Linked DNA regions of Homo sapiens: regions 1 and 2 are each linked to region 3. Evidence: read pairs that join two places in POLR2A ChIA-PET (ENCODE). Cell type or tissue: MCF 10A. All regions are shown on one strand. Region 1 overlaps RTN3 (reticulon 3). Region 2 overlaps MARK2 (microtubule affinity regulating kinase 2). Region 3 overlaps ATL3 (atlastin GTPase 3).

The links. Peaks named below come from ENCODE experiments on the same cell type or tissue, not always from the same donor. Only the 100,000 strongest peaks of a DNase experiment are listed, where the experiment ranks them.
Region 1: POLR2A ChIA-PET joins it to region 3 with 5 read pairs; 4 of 35 experiments call an interaction of 5 or more read pairs at or near these places.
Region 2: POLR2A ChIA-PET joins it to region 3 with 5 read pairs; 3 of 35 experiments call an interaction of 5 or more read pairs at or near these places.

The regions. Positions count from the first base shown.
Region 1 is chr11:63,749,799-63,752,298 of GRCh38, reverse strand. RTN3 (reticulon 3) reads right to left here. Exons shown (of 9, transcript NM_001265589.2): 4 at 2,101-2,308. Among named protein-coding and RNA genes, the nearest start is that of ZFTA, 18 kb to the left of the region's middle. In MCF 10A, no CTCF peak of the experiment used is centred here; no DNase peak of the experiment used is centred here.
Region 2 is chr11:63,867,758-63,870,257 of GRCh38, reverse strand. All of the region lies in intron 1 of MARK2 (microtubule affinity regulating kinase 2), which reads right to left. Among named protein-coding and RNA genes, the nearest start is that of MARK2, 30 kb to the right of the region's middle. RefSeq lists an enhancer at 312-531. In MCF 10A, no CTCF peak of the experiment used is centred here; no DNase peak of the experiment used is centred here.
Region 3 is chr11:63,666,917-63,669,416 of GRCh38, reverse strand. All of the region lies in intron 1 of ATL3 (atlastin GTPase 3), which reads left to right. Among named protein-coding and RNA genes, the nearest start is that of ATL3, 3.2 kb to the left of the region's middle. In MCF 10A, no CTCF peak of the experiment used is centred here; a DNase peak (open chromatin) is centred at 1,306.

The sequences.
Region 1 (2,500 bases), 83 kb before region 3:
AAGCACAGTAAAGAACTGACCTATGTTCTGTGTCACTTTTACTACCTCATTGGATATTCATGAAGGTAAATCCATTTATAAATAAGAGCCCAGAACACATAAAAACAAGGTACTTTTTTTTTTTTTTTTAGCAGTTTTAACATTAACATATCCTGGAGTTTCTAAAACTATATTTTGTTTATGCTAAAATTTTGCTGTTTTTGTTTTTTAAAAAAAACATTTTGGAAAACCACATTTGTATTTGTAATTAACAGCCCAGAACACATAAAAACAGGGTACTGGGGGTTTTTTTTAGCAGTTTTTTTATGAGATGGTGTTTTGCTCAGTTGCCCAGGTTGGAGTGCAATGGCACAATCTCAGCTCACTGCAAACTCCACCTCCTGGGTTCAAGATATTCTCCTGCCTCAGCCTCCTGAATAGCTGGGATTACAGGCACCTGCCACCTTGCCCGGCTAATTTTCATATTTTTAGTAAAGACGAGGTTTCACCATGTTGGCCAGGCTAGTCTTGAACTCCTGACCTCAAGCGATCTGCCTGCCTCAGCTTCCCAAAGTGCTGAGACTACATGCGTAAGTCACCGCACCTGAACTGCAATAAAATTTTTAATGCCACATAAAGTTGTAAGTTATTCCTTCTATTTCCACCAAGAGAAAATACAAGGAGCACAGGTGTGGCCAGAAACCTATTCTGTTGTAGTCCTGAGAGGTCACAGCAGGGTCTCCTTCTCTATGAAAAAAGAGCCTTCAAAAAACTGTCATTTGCTCACGTTAAAGTCAACATTGTTTATGGGGTAAGATTTTCAAGAGGAAAGTGTGAAGAAAACATTAGTTAAAGTTACAGCACAATCAAAAAAGCTAGAAATTGTATACTAGAAATGTAGTCAGAAGATTACTGACTTCATTAAGACCTCCAGCGTTAAGAAAACTAGTAAGAGATACGGAGGAAATCAGTAATAAACCAAGAATGAAAACACTGAGTTCTGGTATTACCAAAGCACAGACACAACAAGGTTTGAAAGTCATGTCAAGTCTTACCTATGTGGGGGATTAAACATGCACTTGGAACCCCATCTAACCGAGCGCTGCTCTAGGTGCTCTGCTTTCCCTGCCCTGCTCAAGAATTTAGAGTTGCCGGGCACGGTGGCTCATGCATAGTAATCCCATGCATGATTTGGGAGGCCGAGGCGGGTGGATCACGAGGTCAGGAGTTCAAGACCAGCCTGACCAATATGGTAAAACCCTGTCTCTACTAAAAATACAAACATTATGGTCGGGAGCGGTGGCTCACGCCTGTAATCCCAGCACTTTGGGAGGCAGAGGCGGGTGGATCACAAGGTCAGGAGTTCGAGACCATCCTGCCGAACATGGTGAAACCTTGTCTCTACTAAAAATACAAAAAAATTAGCCGGGCGTGATGGTGGGTGCCTGTAGTCCCAGCTACTCGGGAGGCTGAGGCAGGAGAATGGCATGAACCCAGGAGGAGGAGCTTGCAGTGAGCCGAGATTGCACCGCTGCACTCCAGCCTGGGCGACAGAGTGAGACTCTGTCTCAAAAACACACAAACAAAAAACAAAAAAAACAGCACTTTGGGAGGCTGAGGCGGGCGGATCACCCAAGGTCAGAAGTTTGAGACCAGCCTGACCAACATAGAGAAACCCCGTATCTAGTAAAAATACAAAATTAGCTGGGCATAGTGGCGCATGCCTGTAATCCCAGCTACTCAGGAGGCTGAGGCAGGAGAATCGCTTTCACCTGGGAGGCAGAGGTTGCGATAAGCTGAGATCGCGCCACTGTACTCCAGCCTGGGCAACAAGAGCAATATCCGTCTCAAAAAAAAAAAAAAAGAATTTAGAGTCTTCTTTGAAGGACTCCCTCTTTGAACTTCAAGTATGAGCCTCTAATTTGTCAAAAAGTTCTTGGCTTCTAACTTGGCCACTTCTTAAGGTGATTTCAAGGTCTCTAGGGGATGCTTCATGCCACCAATCAGCTGCATTAGGCCCCATAATTCTTGATTTTTAGTCAGGTCTGAGTTTTAGACCTATCAGCTTCAGTGAACCCTTCCACTAAAATGTAGAATGTTGCTTTTAAGACTTCAACTCACTTGAATGGATGGCCTTCTTCTGACTTCTGTACAGCTTGGATGACGGACTTGTAGATCCTGAAGCTGATGGTGACAGAGAGAAGAGCCAGGATGAGGTAAGAAACCACACTGATGACACTGAAAGCTGCCAGGGAAAGCAGCATGATCAGCGTGGTGCCAAAGACAAACCCAGTCTTCTTCACATCTCTCCAGAAAATCAGATCGTGCACTGACAAAAGAAAAGGGAATATAAGTTATAAGAAACATCCACAGCTACTATGTCTTGCATACCTGTGGAGCCTCACATTAGCACACAAATACAGGTATGCCCCACTTTAAGATAATCTGGTTTTGTTTTTTTAAAGAGATGGGGTCTCACTATGTTGCCCAGGCTGGCCTGGAACTCTTGGCTCAAGTGATC
Region 2 (2,500 bases), 200 kb before region 3:
ACAAAAATACAAAATACAAAATAAATCATCATTCCCTAGGGCCTCTGGCACCTCTATGGGCATAGTCTCCGGCAGGATTTCAGAGGTGCTCTCCAGTGTGCAGAATTGGGGCCTGCTACCCTTCCACTTGTCCTTTCCCAGCTTGCCTTCTGCCGTTGAGGGCTGCAGCCAGCCCCTCTGAAGTGATGGCAATGGGGGCACGCTGCCAAGGGCATAAGATCCATTCTAGACCCAGCTCTGCGCAAACAATTTATGTCACCTTGGGCAAGTCATTCACCCTCCTGGGACTTTTGTTTCCATGCTTATAAAATGAGGCACCGGAGACGAGCCCTGAGTGTCTTCCTGTATGGATGCGACAGCCCTCAGTGCCTCTGTGCTCACAAGCCTTCCAGCCCTCTTCAAGACCACAGCAGGAAGTGGGCATCGTCTGCATGTCCTGAAGATCGCTTCCTGACCTTGACTTATGTCAAGACAACCTGCCTAAAAGTCTGGCTCCGGAAGTAAACCTCACCTAACATGCCTAAACACCAAGATGGAAAATCTCTTCCACCTAAGGCTGAAAAAATTAAAAGCAACCTAGGTAGACAACTCCAGAAATCAGGGTACTAAGCAGTAGCACACCTCAGAAACATGACAACCCTGAACTCAGGGTGCCCTCAAGAAGGATCATCTCCCTCCCTAGACTTCATTTACTCACAATTTACAAGCTCCCGGCCCCTCCCAGACTCTCCACATACCATAAAAATGTGGCCACAAGGCGCAGGGAAAGGCACAGTCTATTTCCAACAGGCCCCAGGGCTCTGCAGCCTTAGTTTGAGCAGCCCGGACTAGGCACAGCTCCTGTTAAGGTAAGTGGCACACCTAGTTCCTAGCACTTGCCCCCACCTGCAGCATGATTCTCTCAGCTCGGCGAGTCTGCAGGCTTCCAGGTGGGGAGCTGCCTGCCTGCCTGCCGCGAGCAGGTAATCCATGAAGAGAAACTGAGTTGGCAAAGCCTAGCAAGCAGCAGTTTCAGCCTCCCTGCCCAGGGTGGGGGTGGGTGGGGTGAGGGGGGAGCAGGGAGGCAGATACAGGCAGACCAGTTTAACAGGTCCTTATTTCCACCACCCCACACAGCTGGTGCCTTCTTCACCAGTTCAATAAAAGGAGATTCAAAAGTCAGATGACACTTTCATACCACACATCACAAAGACCAGAATCAAGGAAGAAGAAAATGGTCATCCTTCTCACTCTTCCCTCACTCACAGTGGCCTCGGAAAACATGGTCCCTAGTCTCACAGTTCATGGGTCAATCAGGAAAAGCGACTGATCTGCTCTGAGATGCTCAAAGGAAAATCTGGGTCCTCACCATCATCAGGCGCTGAGCTGGTGTGAAATCAGTTCTTCCCGTGCCATGCTCCTGGGCTTTTCTCCCACTATAAATAACTCCAGCCTTCTGACAGACCACATGATCTCTCCAACGCTGGACAATATTCCCAACACTAGTGTTCCTCTGCCCACCCATCAAAAAAGAGGCAAGACTGAGCCCACTGTAACCAGGAGCAACAACGCAGGCAGACACGTTGGTGTCAGGGGCAAGGACAGAACTCAGCAAAGCCAGGAGGGCTTGGCTCTCTGGCTCTGGTCCCCACTCCAGGAAGCCAGACGATTTCCTCAGCAGTGCATCCTCCCTGTGGTTTCCTCTCCGAGTTCTTAACACAATCCAGCAATGGTGTAAATTTTCTCCCTCATCTTCTCATCCTGAAAAAGCACTTCTCTGTAGTCATTACCACACCTACTTAAGATACTGGTTAAGACTTGTGACTTACACAGCCAAAGAATCAGATAGACTGATATCAGACTTACAAATCAATATGGACACACTTCCCTAAGGGTAACTGTAATGGAGAATACCCATGTTACGATTTTTTTAAGTAATTTTTTTTTATTTTTTTGAGACAAGGTCTCAAGCAATCCTCCCACCTCTGCCTCCCAAGGAGCTGGGACTACAGGCCCGCACCACCACACCCAGCTAACTTTTCTATTTTTTATAGAGACAGGGTTTCGCTATGTTGCCCAGGCTGTTCTCAAACTCCTGGACTCAAGCAATCTGCCCACTTCTACCTCCCAAAGTGCGGGGATTACAGGCCTAAGCAACCACACCCAGCCTCATGTTACAATTTAAAAAAATTTTTGTTTCACAAATAATTCATTAAGAGGTGACCATGTGCAAAGTACTCCAACAGTTTCTGGGTGTCCGAAGTGATACAGAGAAGGATAAGATACAGTCCAGCCTTCAAAGAAGGTAACAATCTAGTAGGAGATAAGCACAAATCACACAATCCAGTGTGGGACCCAAATCCACGAACTGAAGTTATGGTCAGCCTATTCCCCCAATTTACTGTCTATGGCTTTTGTTTTTTTTTCAGAGGAACAGTGGGCTAAGAGAGATCTGAAGATCCCTGTGTCACTTCCAGCTAGGACCTGGCTTTCCATGAATGCGGATGCCTGCCCACGGCGT
Region 3 (2,500 bases):
ATTACAGGCGCCCTCCACCGCGCCTGGGTAATTTTTGTATTTTTAGTAGAGACGGGGTTTCACCATGTTTGCCAGGCTGATCTTGAACTCCTGACCTCAGGTGATCCTCCTAGCTCGGCCTCCCAAAGTGCTGGGATTGCAGGTGTGAGCCACGGCGCCTGGCCCAGTTGCGTGGTATTTCGATTGTCAGAACACCTTAGATATATTTCACAGCTGAAGTATGTTAACAGATTAGAAGACAGGCTTTCCTGGTATAGTAGGCGCTAATTAGGAAATCCTTACTTGGCCGGGAGCTGTGGTTTACTCCTGTAATCCCAGCATTTTGGGAGGCTGAGGCAGGTGGATCACCTGAGGTCAGGAGTTCAAGACCAGCCTGGCCAACATGGTGAGACGCCCCCCCCCACCCAAAAAAAAATTAAAAAAAAGTTAGCCAACGTGGTGTTGCAGGCCTGTAGTTCTGGCTACTCAGGAGGCTGAGGTGAGAGGATGGAGTGAGCCCAGGAAGTTGGCTGCAGTGAGCCTTTTTTTTTTTCTTTTTTCTGCAGTGAGCCTTGTTCTTGCCACTGCACTCCAGCCTAGGCAACAGAGTGAGACCTTGTCTCAAAAAAAAAAAAAAAAAAAAAAAAGGAACACAGCTAATTCAAACCTTTGGTGGCATTCTTATTCTTAGGAAAGAGATACAAAAGTGTTACTGAGCTCATTCCATTAAAAAGGTTTTTTTCCTCCACTTGTGATATAGCCTGGCATCATTTTCAGATTCAGCCCTCTCCTTGGATTTTCTGAATCTTCAGTACCATTTAGTCATAGATAATTTTTGTAAACCTATGAAGCATTACACAATCCTTAGTCAACAACAAAAAATATGGTTTTGTTCAGCCTTCTGTGCTATGGCGAAAAGATTTTCTACAACAGACAAATATAAAATTTGCCCAGTATTCTGGTTAATTAGATTTAAATAGTATTTTCACTGAAACAGCCTTAAGCGTATTGCAGTGTATCTACTGGCACAATCACTGCCTTAAGACAAAACGGTATATAAAAGCACCCACCCCTCCACCACCAGAAGGAACCACACCCAGCAGTTCTAGAGTTGGCTAAGGTCTTAGTATACTTACTCTTGCCTGTGATGATGTTTTCTCTGGCTTTGTCAGTTAGAAACCTTAAAGACTGCCAGCAAGAACAAGGCATGAAAATGGTATGCCTCTGTTTTGGGTGTGTTGCTCTTGCCCTTTGGAGAATATGATATTTTATAAGGAGACTGGAAAACTCAGGTCATAACTTTACCCTGAGTCATACATGAATCTACTCAGCAAAGTGTTTCTGTGACTGGTTGGTTACTTTGTATTCAGAACTCTTTGAATGGTAAGGATAAACACCAAGGCTGACTCTACTCAGTGGTTCTTAACCTATGGTAATATTGCCTCTTCCTGCCCCTGGAGCATTTAGCAATGACTGGAGACGTTTTTTGGGTGTTAGAACCTGTTGTGGGGAGTGTTACTGGTATCTAGTGGGTAGAGGCCAGGGATGCTGCTCAATAGCCTGTAGTGCGTAGGATAGCCCCCCACAACAGTTGTGCAGCTCCAATGTCAATATGTCAGTAGTGCTGAGGTTGAGAAACCCTAGTCTACACTGTCATTTTTTTTTTTTTTTTTTGATACAGAGTCTCGCTCTGTCACCCAGGCTGGAGTGCAATGGCGCGATCTCAGCTCACTGCAGCCTCCATCTCCCAAGTTCAAGTGATTCTCCTGCTTCAGCCTCCCGAGTAGCTGGGACTGCAGTCATGCACCACCACGCCTGGCCAATTTTTTTGAATTTTCAGTAGAGTCAGGGTTCCACTATATCGGTCAGGCTGGTCTCAAACTCTTGGCTGCAAATGATCCATCCGCCTTGGCCTCCCAAAGTGGTGGGATTACAGGCGTGAGCCATTGCACCCGGCCCACTTCTCAGGAATCCTAAACTCTTGGGAGGCTGAGGTGGGAGAATCACTTGAACCTGGGAGGTGGAGGTTGCAGTGAGCAGGAATGACGCCACTGCTCACCAGCCTGGGCGACAGAGCAAGAATCTGTCTCAAAAAAAAAAAAATGCTTTCTAATTATACAAAGATTTTCAACATTTTCTACATACTTGAACTGATGAGTGATAGAATATTATCATGAGCTATTTACAGCAATGAAGTAGTCCCCATTATCTGAGGGGCATATATTGTAAGGCCCCCAGTGGATGCCTGAAACTGCTGATAGCACTGAGCCCTGTATACACTACGTTGATCAGTGAGAAGGCTACTAAATAACTAATGGGCATGGTAGCATATACAGTGTGGATACTCTGGAAAAGGGAATGATTCATGTCCCAGGCAGGATAGCACAAGATTTCATCATGGTACTAAGAACTGCGTTGCAATCTTAAGACTTACGAATTGTTTATTTCTGGAATTTTAAACATATGTTGTAAATTCACATAAATACATATGAATGATAGATGTAACAGTGGTCCAGCTGTA